2 separate regions of the Mus musculus genome follow, and region 2 is linked to region 1. A link is a loop called in an ENCODE intact Hi-C map of the cell type or tissue named here. Cell type or tissue: left cerebral cortex. All regions are shown on one strand.

Region 1 (8,000 bases):
AGCAAAACATTAATCAGTTAACATTTCAATTCTCAATTATATTAGACAATACATCTACTCATTAGAATTCTAAACAGTGATTATACACATGGAGGACAGTTGTCTCCATATTATTGTACAAATTACTAATTTCTGCCAATTTTGTTAATCTGTCATCCTTCCTTGCTTGCTTCTTTCTTTCTTTTCCTGTTTCCTTCTTTCTTTTCCCTTCCTTCCTTCCTTCCTTCCTTCCTTCCTTCCTTCCTTCCTTCCTTCCTTCCTTCCTTCCTTCCTTCCTTCCTCCCTCCCTCCCTCCCTCCCTCCCTCCCTCCCTCTTTCTTTCTTTCTTTCTTTCTTTCTTTCTTTCTTTCTTTCTTTCTTTCTTTCTTTCTTTCTTTCTTTTCTATTTCCTTCCTTCCTTCCCTCCCTCCCTCCCTCCCTCTCCTTCCTTCCTCTCTCTCTCTCTCTCTCTCTCTCTCTCTCTCTCTCTCTCTCTCTCTCTCTTTCTTTCTTTCTTTCTTTCTTTCTCCTTCCTTCTTTCTTTGTATGCATTTCTGTGAGTTGACTCACCTGTGAGTACTTAGGGGCCAGAAGAGAAGACAACCCTGTCCTTTATTTACTCCTTTGAAGGAATGTCCCTCCCCCCACCCTAAATATGTGGCTCATCCTTTCTCAGCTAGTCCAGAAGGGAGGTAGCTTTGGTGATCCTCTTGTGTTTGCCCACTGTAGAGATGACATTACAGGCATTTGGGGGAAACTAAGCTTGCTATGAGGGTGAGAGAAACCAGTCTTCATAACAGGGAAACAAGTCCTCTTGATGACTGGTCTATCTGTCCAGATTGTTATTGTGAATGTGTTCTGTGGCCGTGTGTTATACAAAGGTTGATTGAAACAATGAAGGAAGTACAAATGCTTTAACTTATTTAATAATTTATAATGTGTATATCCCACTAGTGTGGCAAGATAAGCTGAATAAATTTCTTGGATGTTCATAGGATATGTAAAAGAAATAAATATGTGTCTTCTACATTCACCACAGAACATATTCTGTAGAATATGTGCCTTATGCATCATTTGGATACTAATTGACTTGTGACATTTTTCTTAATAAACCACTTTTGAAATAATGGTACAATAAGCAAAATTGAATCTTAAATTGTCTTTCAGGACTAGAACTCAGGTTGAAAATCAATTAAGGTATGATTGAGTCTTCCTAGCATCAGAAGAGGGAAGCATATAAATAGTTATAATTTATTTATGTATAACCACACATATTCTATTCAACAATAATTTATTTATAGGTTATCAATTTATTTACATTTGTATTTATAAGATAAAATATTTAATGCACAGTTTTGATGGCCTCAAAATATATGAGTCAGGGGAGAACGCAGTGATTTGGAGTCACCTACTGGGAACATATGGATTTGAATGTGGATGAGGGCACCCCTCCAGGGTATTTGGGTTTTTGCCTTTGGTTGCTAATCCTCTGGAGGTGAATAATAAGAATATTGGTTTCTAAGGGTCAATATAGCTTATTTTTATTTTGTGATGTCCATTATGTACTAAATACACAAAGTACTCTACAGATTAGGATTATGTGTAGTCTAGTATTATTTCTGACATTTGTCATGTGTTTCTGGTTCTCTTTGTCATCACTCATTAGAAAGCATCCCCGTGAGAGAAAACACAACACAGTATGTCTATCTCATTTGGCAATTATTCAAGTCCAGTCTCTAGACCCTTTTCAATACTTTTAAACACTAATTGGATGTATGCACAGTCTAAAAGTGTCTAGCATATGGGAGAGTAGGGTAAACCCTGCTGTCTGAAGCTTCATACTACTTACATTTGAATTTTAGCCTCAGCTTTAGCATAGCTATGAGGTATATTACACCGACTACAGAAGCAAAACCTGGTATCTCTGGGTTGCTCAGTGTTTTTCTGAGCTGGAGTGAGTTATCTCATGGATGTGAAACATGTTAACTTTTTAAAATGTCATACAAAAATCAATATAACATCCTAATTTCACCTAAAATAAATACTTAGGTAACACTGTGGACAGAATAAGAGAAATTAGGAAACTCCCAGCAGGTTTTATATACTGGGAAAGTTGTCCCAGGTGAATGGGTGGTAGAAATATTGACAAGGGATTGTTTGGGAAAAGATAATTTTAAAGAAAGAATCATTTCATTTTAAGTAGACAAGGTACAGCTCAGGGGTCCCATCTGGAAGGGAAGGGTACCTCCCTTATCCCTCCTTCCTTGGCGATGATTCTTGTGGGTAAAATACTCATTTAAATAAAGGTGGGGCATATACAAAGTAGTTCAGCAGCATTCCCATGGCAGCGAAAGAGACCCTGATGTCTAAAATAGGAGAACATCAGAGCGACAGAAGTTAGGCATCATCTAGCTTCTTTCATTCACAATTCTCCCCGCTAAGTTTACACAGTGAGTGAATTTTGCACCATAAGAATGGGTGGATCCCTAGAACTAATTCTGTATCACGGGCAAGGTACACTGGAAGCGTTTTGCTCTACTACAGAATCCAGGCACTTCTTCATTTGTACATTAGTGGACATCCTTCTGCCCCAAGATATAGGTCATGGGAAACACAGCCCACATTTTGTCTCAGATTTCCAACCTTGCCCAAGAGTCTGCGATCATCCAGGGGAGAGACACCTGTGCCTTGGAGACCTAGGTGAAGTGCTCAGCCTCTGTGCTCATGGGGCACACATTCTTGCTCTCTCATCCTCGTGCCTGCCTGGCAGCCCGCACCCACTCCACAGCACTGGCCAGGCCTGAGAACACGGCGGGCTAAGGCGGCCAGGAGAGTGCGCTTGCACTTCGCACACCCCTCCCCTCCGCAGCAGCCTCCTGCCACTCAGGCGACTCGACTTGCGGCCCCGCCCAATGATAGTCCATAGTCTCCGCGTGCGCCCCGCCCTCGGACCCCGCTTCCAATAGGAAGCCGGCGGGGTTGGGCCGCACGGGCATCCTCTCCAGCTGAGGCCACGGCCGGAGCCTGGCTGGGGCGCGGGAGAGGCAGGTACCAGCGCGGTCTGCGCAGCCCCAGGCGCTAGAGCTGCGCTCTACGGTGGAAGAACGGTTCCCGGGGGAGCCAGGGACCAAGGCGTCGGAGCGGGCGGAAATTGCGCCTGACCGGGCACGGTCCGAAGTCCGCGCTATGGGAGAAGAGAAATACTTGCCTGAGCTGATGGCAGAGAAGGATAGCCTGGATCCATCTTTTGTGCACGCGTCGCGCCTTCTGGCGGAAGGTAGGACCGGCTGGGCTCCTGCCAGCCCCGGCAAGGCGAAGTTGGGGAGGGCAATCTCTCAGCTGGGCAGAAACTGTCCCTGAGAGCCCTTTCCTAATGCAGGAGGCACAGTGCTGGATGCCTGGCTCCTCGGAGGCTCAATTAGCCCTGAGGTCTAATGGCAGAGTGATGCGACCTGTTAGGGTCCTGGACAGGGAAACTAGCAAGTGTCAGGTGATCCACCGGGACCTTGTTACTTTGCAGAAGCCAGCAAAATCAGTTCAGGAGTAAATGCGATCCATGGAGTGTTCTGAGAGTATCTTGGTCACAGATTAACGTTATTATATATTTATTTATTTATAATATATATTTTTCCTTCTGCGTTTCAAAGTGATTTTGATAGCTTTTAATAGGTATTTTCCCTGGAAAGTCTTAGAATTATTCAACAATAAAGTATGCATGTTCGTATATTTATGTGAGCGTGGTAAGCAGAGGCTAAAGTGCTTATAAATGTAATCGAAACGTGATGATTGGGTACTATGCAAGATACTGGTCCCTAGGAACGCTCCATAATTGATCAACTGATTTTTAAACCAGGTGTGCGTTTTCTTTTGTGTACCTGTGATGTAGCAGAGATTCAGTTCCCAGAGGAACATCTATGTCTTGCCTTTTGCATTGCTTTGAAAGGTCGTTTGAAAAAAAAGGTACACATGAAAACTTCTCCGTCAGAAATATTAACCCAATATAGTTCCATATATGTGAAACAATGGTAGCAACTGAAGACATCCAGGATACCTGGTACCCTGCACTCTCCTATTTAACACAACTGCAGAATTTTTAGATGAATGTTTTATTAATAATGAAGTGCTTCATCATCAAACTGGCTAGAGTGTAGCTTTGTAGCCTGAGGTCTTACCCACTAGAAGAATCAGTGACATCTTTCTCTCAGCATGCCCCTCAGCATTAAGATACTTTTGAGATTTACTTGTGTATCATAGAAAGATTTTTACTCCTCATACGATTCAGAGACATTAGATGCATTTTGGCATTTTTAGTGGTTGCTATTTATTATAACCTATAATAACAAAGTATCTCATGAAAGACTGCCAGGAAAAAATGTGGAATGTGAAATACTTATCCTGTTTTCAAGGGAAAAGCTGGCTTTGTAGAGTAGTTAGGCAGTGAAATGCAATCATGTTTACCACTACCTAATAATCAAGTCATAATAAATTAAACTGAAATACTAAAGTTACGAACAGTACTCTTCTCTCCTGTTGGAGAGCAACTGCATATTGGAAAATAATGACTCAATAAACATGAACAGATTTAAAATGTGTTCTTTGATTTGTTTGCTTCAGTCAGTTCTTCAGAAGTATTTCCATTCAGTGTACAATGAAAGAAGATTCAAAATCTTCTCTGACCTGGAGCTCTCTTTGGGACAGATGGCTCAATAATTAGCTCATTTAATAATTTAATAATTTAATAATTAGCTCAATTAATGTGTATTAATTGTATTTCTAAAACTTACAGAACTAAGAGATGTAGATAAAAGTCTTACCAGGGTGAGATGCATGAGTATTTTTGACCAGTAAAAGAGTTAGGAGACCACGAAGTATCTGGTTTCCTGCTGATTTTTTCTTTCCCAAACACTAGATTTCTTCAGATTTAGGAAATCATTCTAATGTACCTTGTAATTTAATTTTTTCCCAGCAGGGGGAAGCATGGCCTGCTTTTGTAATGGGTTATTTTAAAAAGCTCAGGACTAGAAAGGCATCTCAGTAAGAAACAAAGAGGGTGCCTAAATTTCAGAGAATTCCTAATGAGAAAAGAGAGAAAGAGAAGGAAAGAGGTGGCGGCAGTAATCCTAGAGTAGTCAGATAGTTCCATAAAAAGATGCACAGGGCCGCCATCACTTCTGTAACTGTACACATGCTTACTAGAGTGTAAGGTAAGCGTGCTTTGGAGTCTCAGCGAATCATAATGCACATGTTGCATTATAGATTTTTTTCCATTGTCTTCTCAAAGGCCATTTGTGAGGGTTTCTAGGATCACTGTAGAGATTTTATTTCTCATACCTGGAAATGCTGCGTTTGAAGGCATCGGCTATAAATAAACCTGACACAGATACTCAAATGGAAGGAAAGTGCACACTGGAGTGCATGTCAGCAGTGCTGGGCAGACAGTCTTGAGACTGAGGGGGGCAGTAAGAATGATCTAGATGATTCCATTCTTTGGAATGAGTTTCGAGAGGCAGAGATATAAAGCAGGGAGCTCTCACAATGGCTTACTTTGCTTTCTGGTTAGTGATAGATACCAGCCTCTCCTTAGTTGTGCCTGCTTCTTTAAGCGTACAAGGCTGTGGGGCTTTGAATAACTTTTGTTGTTGTTCTTTTCATTGTATTTTATTTCATTTCTTTCTGTTTTGTATTTTCAGTAGGGGTCATACAAAAATAATTAAAAGACAATAATTTATGATTTTGACTATTAGTTATAGCAGATTTTGAATAATATGTGTTAAGGGGTTTGTATAATGCATAACTTCCCTGCTGTAATTACAGTTTTATGTAGTTGGCCATTTGTTATGGAAGGTGTTTCTGAATCTGCTCACGGGACAAACCCAGCATGATTCTGAAAGTTCTGGCGCAGGTCGGATTCTGCTTTAGCCTTGGAGTCACATGAGGCTATTTGTATCTATGCTACCTTAATTTGATTCCATGCTTATTTAGCCGAATTTTGTAAGTTTTCCTTCCCTGGTCCCAGTTTTCTTGTCTCAAAGAAAATAGTGAGACTAGGAGATCCTAATGTTTCCAGAATTCTTATTCACTCCCAGATGCCCTCTGCTGAGAAGAGTGATGTTTTCGGATTCTGAACAGAAAAAAAAAAAAAAGAAAGAAAGAAAGAAAGAAAAAAGTCAATAGCTGAACATTTTTGGTATTTTTCCATTCCTTCCCAGTATAAGTAAATATAGTAATAATACATTTCTTTCACCATAGCATGATTTGAGGCATGTACACGATGCTGTATAGTGGAGACAGATTCATGCTCTTAATTCTATTGAACTACTTTGAAGGCTTGGGTCTTGTATGTGAAGTACCTGTGTGAACATATGCTTGTTTTTGATTGAACATGCTGGGTGGCAGATTCATACTTCTTGATTCAATTGCAGCATTTAATACTTTCTGAAGTATTATTCAATTCAAGTAAAGATGATTCAGACAAGGCTTTCTACTCTGCATTCTTCACAAATATTAACGGATTAACCAATGTTTTAGCTAATTAGTGGGGAGGAAAAATCAAAGATTAACAAAATAGTTTTGAGCTACTCTAGGACTCTTGGTGACAGACTTGGCCTGACAACTGTAGTTAACCTTTATGTTTACAGATGCATATGGGTTTTTAAGTGTGGGAAGATGGCATCCATTTGTATTTATCACAAATGATAACGTATCAAAACCGAGCTGGATTTAAATTCTCAGTAAGGATCACTTTAAAATTTAGATCATATTCCCTAAATGTTCTCCGCAGAGCCAGGCACAATGGTTAAGTCATGGAACTTATCGACCCTATGCCTAAAATCATCTTCTGGCTAAGAAAAAAAAATCTACTCATGCAACTATTTCAGTGGACTTTCCTCTTGATGAATCTAATGTTTTTTTTTTTTTCCTCTCTGTTGATATTGTATAATCCTATTTACATTTTGAAAATAAAAACAAACATGGGCATAGATTAAATTCTTGATATCTTCAGTCTGCAGTCTAACCAATGAATAACGTAGTAAAACAATGCGTTTTAGCAATGAACAATCTGGTACTGAGTACTGACCCCTGCACAGGCTGCGCTGACGCGAAGATGCGTCTGCTTTCCTGTATGGTACTCTTTTTTTTTTTTTTTTTTCCTATCTGTAAAATGGGAAATGCAATGCGGATCAGAGAGACAATTTGAGGTAAGTATTTTTGCTTACAGTAAGAAGGGGAGAATTTTATATAAATATAAGAAACACATTTCTTTAGCATTTGAACATGTCTGCTTAACCACATTTGAGACTGGATTTGATAAGAATAGGAAAATAATTCCTACTTTGCTATTTGAATCAATGCTGAATAAAAATTTAACTCATAAACAAAATGAGAAAACAGATTTTCATGATTGCAGGGAGAGATTTTTTTTTAATGCCCCTTCCCATCAATGGTTACTTCTCAGGCTAGTTTTTTTTTTTTTCTTTTCTTTTCTTTTTTCTTTCAATGATGACATCAGATCTCATCAAGCATCTTCAGCTTACAATGCCTTCCCACTTAGCAGCTTCCTGGGTCTCTGTGTATATGCTCTGTTGTGTTCCTTACTTCCTACCACATTCAGATTACATGCCCTTCACATACAGACTTCCTATTCATGCTTCCATACTCCATGTCCATCTGACATACAGACCCCCTACCCTCACATGCAGACCCCCATGCTCATCCTAACAGGCAGATCCCATGGCCATCATCACATGAAGATCTCATGTTCATCCTCACATGTAGATTTTAATTGGGCTTACTTCTGTAAACAGACACATGACCAAGGCAACTCTTATAAGGACAACATTATTTGGGGCTGGTTTATAGGTTCAGAGGTTCGGTCCATTATCATCAAGGTGGAAGCATGGGAGCATCTAAGTAGGCATGGTGCAGGAGCAGCTGAGAGTCCTACATCTTCATCTGAAGGCTGCTAGTGGGACTGACAGCAGCTAGGAAGAGGGTCTGAAGCCCATGCCCACAGTGACACA
Region 2 (8,000 bases), 260 kb after region 1:
CAATACTATGGAGCATTAAAAGTACAGCATGGGAGAATGTATAAACATTCAAAACTAAAACTAGATATAAGAATGCTAAATTTGTCCTATGTTTTGAACTAAAATGTCCTATATTGAAAAAAGATAGGTCATTTTGCCTCAAAATGCCTGGGGACATTTGCAATAGAAAAGTAGTATTGCTCACAGTTATAAATTTAACTAAATGAATATTTTTATCTCATAATGAGGTAATTTTATCAATACCTTGCAGCAGATTTTTCACTTCCAAATTTCATTTTAGACATGCTATAAATACTCTATGAACTATAGTACATTTATAACATATTTCATCGAGCGATTTGGTCTATCCTAATATAAATCATATCACTTGATCTGAGTACAAGGAAAGAGAGTGTGTGAGTCTGAGTAAACATGAGAATTTATTTACTCAAAATTCTGCAGGTTCTACTTAGGGATATATGCATTCCAAAGTTGTATATAATAACAACAGTTAATGAAAAAAGAGGCTATAAATTTCTAAGAGATTGAGGATGGATATATGGTAGGGCTTCTGGGGAGAAAAAGGAAAGGGGAATTATGTGATCATGTTATAATCTTAACAAAAAAGAAGAAGAAGAAAAAAAGGAATGTCAATATAGTTATTTATAATTGCAATAGCCCCATTGTTTCCTAGTCTCTTCTGCAATAAGGGGCTTACCTTATACTCTGAAAAGGAACATTTACCACAGTCCAAAACATCTACATTGACAATTTTCATTTACTCATATCTGACTCTTTGAAAATAATAGGTAATTGTTAGATATCACAGAGGAAGGAGGCTATCCTAACTTAGGACCAGAGCATTTGCTTTAGGATAGCAAATCTGCCTCTAGTTCACATCTAGCCTGTCTTGGATATGTCAGACATTCATACTTTCTACTCATGCTTTGCCTGATGGAAAATGAGATTTTCAGGGAGGGAAGCAACTGTGGAAAGTAAGGACAAACTACACATGAAACATCTCCTACCTCCCAGTTGTTTTATTGTCTATTGTAACATTTAGATGGTAGAAAGAGCAGGTGTGTCTAATGTATCTCCAACTTCCTCCCAGGCCCAGTGTAGGCTGCATCAAGCATCTGGAACCAAGTCTTCTTTCTTCTTCAAGACTCTCATGGATTCAGATCAAGAGTAGTGAGTCTTGCCTCGGCAACATTTGCTTTGAAGGCACTTAGGTGCTGGCCCACTATAAACCCTAAAGTCTTACTGAGAAGGTAAGAGACCCTACTGGTCTCCATTTGATTTGAGTTCAGCATCCCTTTCTATATTTTTTTCCATCACAAATCTAAGTAGACAACATCAAACTCTTCTGTTAAAAACAGTAACAGTACTTACTATACCCTGAGCAGAGGGTGTTAATGTGACTAATAATATGATCAATAAATTCTGCAAAACATAAATTGTCATTTATGAATTACATATAAATGAATATGAATTGCACTGTAATATGAAACATTAAAACATCTCAATATTTGCAAGCATCTGGAATTTTTGCCATATACAGAAATAAAATCTACAGGTACATTTCTGAAGATTTTTTTTTTCATCTTGCAGTCAGACTATTTTTACCTAAACACCTGCATAGAAATCTGTTTAAGCAATTTTTCCTTGAAATAGACTTCTGCCACTATTGCATGGCTCATTCATCTGTTATTTATGTTATGACTAGGGTGTCAGCATCACTTGAAAGCTAGACCAAAACAATGATTCCTTAATTTATTTCCTGGTAGCTGGATGCCTGTAAATCACATTAGCTAATTAAATTCAACAGTAGTTACTTTAAAACATTCAAAAACAATCCAATCACAGCAAGTAATAATAGACTGTGAGTTTCAAGAGACTAGTTTGTTTTTCACAAACATCTGCTTTTAGAAATCAAAAAGCTGAGGAAGAGCAGGCTTGTGTTAGCAGGCTGTGCTAGGAGGTGGGGGTGTGCAATGATGAAGCTGAGCTACTTGCCAAGAGTCTGTACTGTAACTTCATGATATTGAAAGCAGGCTGGATTAGAGTCTCCAAGCACCATGGTGGCACAAACGTCAGCCTGACATCTGTCAGCTTCCATGCCTTCTGTCTCAAAAGAATAGGCACTTACAATAGGAACCACTAAAGGATATTCACCTGAAATTTCATAGTTTCTATTATATTGTTCCACAATTTCTACAGTATGTGCAAGTTTTGAAGTGTCATTTGACTTTACCCTTGATCATCTCCACAAATGACCCCATGTATAAATGAACTGAATGGCAGGTCAAAGTGGTGAAATACTTTGTATTGCAGTTTACTAAAGAGCAGGGGTTACAGACAGGAGCCCAGAGTCCACTGTAAGTCTCATCACAGAGTAAAAGAGTCAACTGGAGAAAGAGTTGGACATAGGACACAACTCGCATCTTAAAAGTGGCCTTTTCCTTAGTGGAAAAAGAATGTGAATAGCTAGACATTAAGCAGAAATAAACAGCATTTTCTTCACCCTTGGTGATTAAAAATAGTTTAGAAATCATTCTAATGCAGAGCCTGTAAGAGCTACGGTCTCTTGTTGTCCAGAAAAAAGCTGTACACTTAGATCTCACAGTGTCCTTAAATAGTCTTTAAAATCAACCTGGAGAAGGAAAAGACACATACCCCGAAATGAACGAATTAGAGAACTTTCTTTAATGTAGAATATGGCATTCAGTTGATATCTTGTGGATAATTCACTCCACAGTGTGGGCAAAAGAAAAGAAGTAATGTGGGCTAAGACCTTCAGAAACACAGCCTTCAGTATGCTGCCACCTATCAAGCTGTATCATTTTAGTCTGTAAAAGAACTCTCAAAATAAACTGCTTTCTATTTTATTTTATTTATTTATTCATTTATTCTATTTTATTTTAGTGCTGAAAACTGAACCCAGGGCCTTGTTTATGCCTAGCAAACACTACCCCACTGAGCCACAACTGCAGCATCTCTACTAACCTCTAGAGCCTAGCTTTCTCCTCCTTAACCCAGCCCTCCCTCCCAAGGCTCAGGGCTCTTTGTGAAAGTAGGAACAGAATGTTTGTAAAAGCCATAAACACACTAGTGTTTTCTGGACACGCCATGGCATGTGCACTTAGGAACTCTCATGAGTCATGATAGAGTAAACAAGGTCTGTGCAAGCTCAAGACAGACAAAACCCAGGCATGGAGTGGGAAGTTGTTCATAAAGCCCCACTCCTGTTGAAGCCCTGGTGACAGTTGCCAGCTGCAGAAAGGAGAGTTGGGTTTGGGTCAGTGTGTGACACTTCCAAGGATGGCTCAGCACCCATGTGTAGATACCAAGGAGCACATATTGGCCTGGATAAGTTGGGGAGAAAGCAAGAAAAAAGGAGGGCATGAAGTTGGGTAGGCAGAGTGAGTTGCTGGCTCAGAAGAACTTGGAGGATGTAAAATGAGTGTTGTCAAGATGTGTTGCATGGAATGCACAAAGTGCAGAAAATATTTGAAGATCATTTTAGAACATTCATTAGGCCCAGTATCTTTCTATCCAGAAGGTTTCTTCATTCCTTCTCTACAGACTTTTGAGACTCTAGTCATCATAGGACTAGCTCATAGGAATGTCATAGGAATAGTTCAGCATTGAAGAGGGCTTTGGAAACGATGGTATAAAGACCTTCATACCAGGTCTTTACTTCATACAATACATTCATCTATATTCACAGATGTTATCGAGTTGTATCTATTTGTATTATCATAACATATCCCATCACACCAAGTGTTGTATGTTGTAATTGCCCTAAATGGTGACTACATTCCATACTGCGGCATTGTCATTAGAATCTTGGATCACATGTTTCTACCTCCCCACTTGATTCAGTCTGTTGGTTTCCTCATCTTTCCCCCGTCTGGGCTCTGATGTCACTCTTCCACAGTGAATCCTTCCCTCAGAAACAAATTTGAACAGCATCCGGCCCACAATTCCGGGTCATTTTGTATCTTTTTCTTATTATTTTTCTTCAAATTAGCCCTGAGATTTATAGTCGGCTTCCTCTTAGTGAGCAGTTCAATCCAGTGGCATCTGCTTTATGCATTGACTACCACCAGCATCAGTTCCAGGACTGGCTACAGAAAGCACTCCATAAATAACTGTGCATGAGTCAGTGAGTGAACACACTATTGGCTGCATGGGTAACTGCAGGAAGGTCCATTTTAGGACACTTAGCATAGCATGATGCAGAGTTCATCTTTGAGAAGATCACAGGGGAGTTCTGCACTGCTGCTTCACCTCCAAGGTGTTGAGTCCAGGCCCAGGAATTACTGAAGAGAAAACTGTAGTCAGTTCTCACTCAGTCCAGCAGGACACCAAAAGGCCTTTATCCTATATCCAGCTGGTAGGATCCCCTGGTTGTGTTTCCAAGTGCAGGCTCCTTGCATTCTACGCTAGAAACAATATATAGTGTGTTTATTTCCTATTATCCTCAGTCGGGATATCTTAGTGCATCTTGTTGTAATGAGTGTGATTGCTTTAAAAATAAATTTGTATAGCAAATGAATAAATAATAAATAAATTAAATAATATAAAATATTAAATAAATAAAACAAATAAATGAATAATAAATCTATAACAAATGTATTAAAATATTCAGAAAAATGTTTTTAACTGGATTTTACACTTTAGATTGGAAAACTTGTTTCTTGCTGAAATGTAGCAATATAACCCTGTTTGTTTATATATATATATATATATATATATATATATATATATATATATATATATATATATAAAACCAATATAAGCTCATGGGTTTTCATTGATCTTAAACCCAATGTTTGATTCTCTTGTTTCTAAAATGGATGACTTTTTTTGATCTTCCCATGTAAAACTAACAAACTATATGTAATTGTGACTGCTAACAGTTGGTTAGTTGGATAAAAAAAAATTGCAGATAATACGATTACTCTGTGTTACTTCACACTAGCTAAACATCTGAATATGCATACTTGTAATTTCTCCAAAAACCACCAGAAGGGGCCAGATGTTTATTATCTTTCTCACATCACACTTTAACATCTAGGTTTAAAAACTTTTTGTAACAGTGATTCAAAACTAATTTCTGAAGGGCCTAGCTATTAGCTTTGTGTGTTTTGTTTCATGACATAAAGAATTATCACAGTGCCTTTGTTGTAATGTTTTTCTTAAAGAAAACAGCAAAATTACAAATATAGAAAGGTTTTATTTTTGTTTTATTTTTAGCAAATTTGCATGCAAATTTCTTCTTTATGAAAAAGTTACATCCATTACTTTATCCATGTTATTTTGACTATGAATTTAGTTTATAATTAGTAGGAATTTTCAGAATTAAAATTTGTTTCTCAAACAATTCCATCCAATATTATATGCCAAGTGGATTTGTCCACATATAATTTCTCTGTCAATTGATATTTGCTCCATTTAATAATGGCTCTTCTGAGTCAATGCTGTTTATGTCATGTGATGGCCATTCATCATTTACCTGAAGCTTTATTATGATTTTGTTATCACATATGTGAAAATATTAACATAATTCAGAAATATTAACAGAAGATATTCAGAAAATATTAACAGAAGCATTTAACAAATGAAATATGTTGTTTTTCTGTCAATTTAATGACAATACAAAGGAACAAGTTAAATAATCTTATAAACGAACTAAAATATGATGATTGATTACAAACTATTTGACCCTGGTGTTTTCTCTGCTACTTATTGATAACTCTGAGAGTTTTCAATGGTTTTTAGGTGAGAGCCCCATAAATCATTTTTCAGAGTTGAGTACCTCTTGTTGGATCTCTCTGTATCAATAGAATCAGGTTAGTAGAGGGCAACATTCTGACAGAGGGCCTGGAGAATATCCAAAGATTTTAGAACTAAAGGCCACCTATGGCCAATGAAATTATTGGAATAAAAGGGAAAGAAATAATACAATAAGCCCAGATGAAGAAGCAAGTCACATCTGGGAAGGGTTATCTGTGAGGGAAAATACTTAAATAGGGCATTTTATAGAGAAAGAGTCTGGATCCTGAAGCAAACCTCATAGATCCAAGAGACCAAGCCAGGGGCCTGAAAGATGCCTGACAAGACTTAGAGACAGAGATGAAGATAATGAGCATAGGTCCTAACCAGTTTCACAGAGAGGTCTTGACAAAGATACACCATTTTCTACAAAAATGGATTTTAGTTATTTAAAAAAATAGTGAAATCAGAGACCCATCTTATATCTTTGGAAAAGGAGAAGCACACATATAGTTTGGAATATAAAAGAACAGAAGCAGGCCAAGACATTCTGACAGCAGCATTTAGACAGTGTTAGTATGTTCTTCTAGGCCTAAGATTTGTCATGCAGTTAGTGTGTCTGCTCATAAGGATGCCTTTGCATCCAGACAGCATTTGTGGTGAACTCAATCCTCTATTGCATCTGTCTATCCCATAATTGTCTTCATATTTTCACTTTCACTTGATAGATTCTACATCTTGCATTTGATATTTTACACTTCATCTTGTTATATAATTCAGAACAATGGAAGTATCACAAAAAAAAACCCATAGACTATACAATCTGTTGAAACCTTTAAATGACTTTCCTATTAACTTTTCCAATTTCCATGCCAAAATTGTTTCTATCGATATTTTAATTTCATGTGAGCTGAATGACAGGAAATAAACTGATTTCAGCAGATGGTTGCCACAAACTACATACTGAATTTCAGAACCGGTATACAGAACTCTGTAGCTTGGCAGTATGTGGTAGATTATTTTACTGCTAGTTAATGCCAAAGGAAATATGGCTGAAATGTGTGTGTTTTCAATTTAATTTATTCTCTGATTTTATTAACAGCTACTAGGCTTGGTTTACTTGTGTCTGTTTTATATCCATAAAAAAATCTAAATTAGAGAAGCTTTACAAGTCTGTGTTTCCTACTTGGTGTTAACTGAGATTTCATGACCTTTAAAGGACTATTGATAACTTTAAAAATAGTTTAAGGTATTTCTTTCAACAGGAAGTATGTGAGTGTGTGTGTGTGTGTATGTGTGTTATGTATCTGAGTACACTATCACTGTCTTCAGACCTATTAGAAGAGGACATAGGATCCCATTACAGATGGTTGTGAGCAACAATGTGGTTGCAGGGAATTGAACTCTGGAGTTCTGGAAGAGGAGTCAGTGCTCTTAACCACTGATCCATCTCTCCTGCTTGCCTTTATAATTTTTATCCTAAGTCAATATTTTTCATTCTGGATTCTCTTTTCAGCAACTCCCCGTGAAGTACAAGGCAGTATTATCTGCCAAGTGTGAGGGTTGAAGAATGGAGAAATATGAAAGACAGGATGTGAGCAGTAGAGAGTCTAGTCAGTCTCACATAAGAAGGACCAGTTGTTGAAATGGAAACAGTTTATGCTGTGGTAGTGCCACAGAATGTACAATGCATTCTTTCTGTCAAGAGTAACTCAAACAGAGTTGTTGTAATAGTTCATTTTAGTTAGTAAAAACCTAGAGCATTGAGGCACTACAACTTGGCTTGTATTTATGAGTGCTTTTCCAGAAAGAGTTAATGGCTAGGGGAAGATGTTCTTGAACATTGTTGTGGGCTGAACAGAAAGAGACAAGGATGATTTTTTGGTTGTTTGTTTTTTGTTTTTTGTTTTTGTTTTTGACGCTTCCAGAATCTGCTCAGAGATGAGCATGCTGTCTCCTTCTGCCATAACCATAACCTGATCCTACTACTATACCATCATCCGTACCATGATTGGCTTTGTGGTCTGAATAAATCCTCTCCTACACTGCTTTTGTTATGTATGTTGTGAGAGTACCATAAGATGTATCTAATAGAGATGCTCACAGGCAGAGATCCCAAGTTGGGTTTTTGTCAGGCTCAGACAAAGAGACAAGAATATTAAAGGCATTATCAAGAGCATCCTGTGAATTGTAGACCATAGGGCAATGCTCAGTAGAATAGACAATAAAGACAGATGGCA

Evidence for each region. A loop is a pair of places that touch in the nucleus more often than their neighbours do. Peaks named below come from ENCODE experiments on the same cell type or tissue, not always from the same donor. Only the 100,000 strongest peaks of a DNase experiment are listed, where the experiment ranks them.
Region 2: it touches region 1 in a loop (3-fold over the local background); 3 of 42 quality-filtered maps call a loop at or near these places.

Annotation. Positions count from the first base shown.
Region 1 is chr1:32,169,753-32,177,752 of GRCm38, forward strand. It overlaps Khdrbs2 (KH domain containing, RNA binding, signal transduction associated 2), which reads left to right and starts at 2,970. Exons shown (of 9, transcript NM_133235.3): 1 at 2,970-3,256. The coding sequence starts at 3,166. In left cerebral cortex, a CTCF peak has its summit at 4,944 (motif pointing right); DNase peaks (open chromatin) are centred at 2,936, 3,962, 4,178, 5,009 and 1 more place; H3K4me3 peaks cover 4,320 bases; H3K27ac peaks cover 3,159 bases.
Region 2 is chr1:32,426,581-32,434,580 of GRCm38, forward strand. The region is part of intron 4 of Khdrbs2 (KH domain containing, RNA binding, signal transduction associated 2); the gene reads left to right. Among named protein-coding and RNA genes, the nearest start is that of Gm9839, 90 kb to the right of the region's middle. In left cerebral cortex, a CTCF peak has its summit at 4,320; DNase peaks (open chromatin) are centred at 2,024, 3,349 and 4,125; H3K27ac peaks cover 318 bases.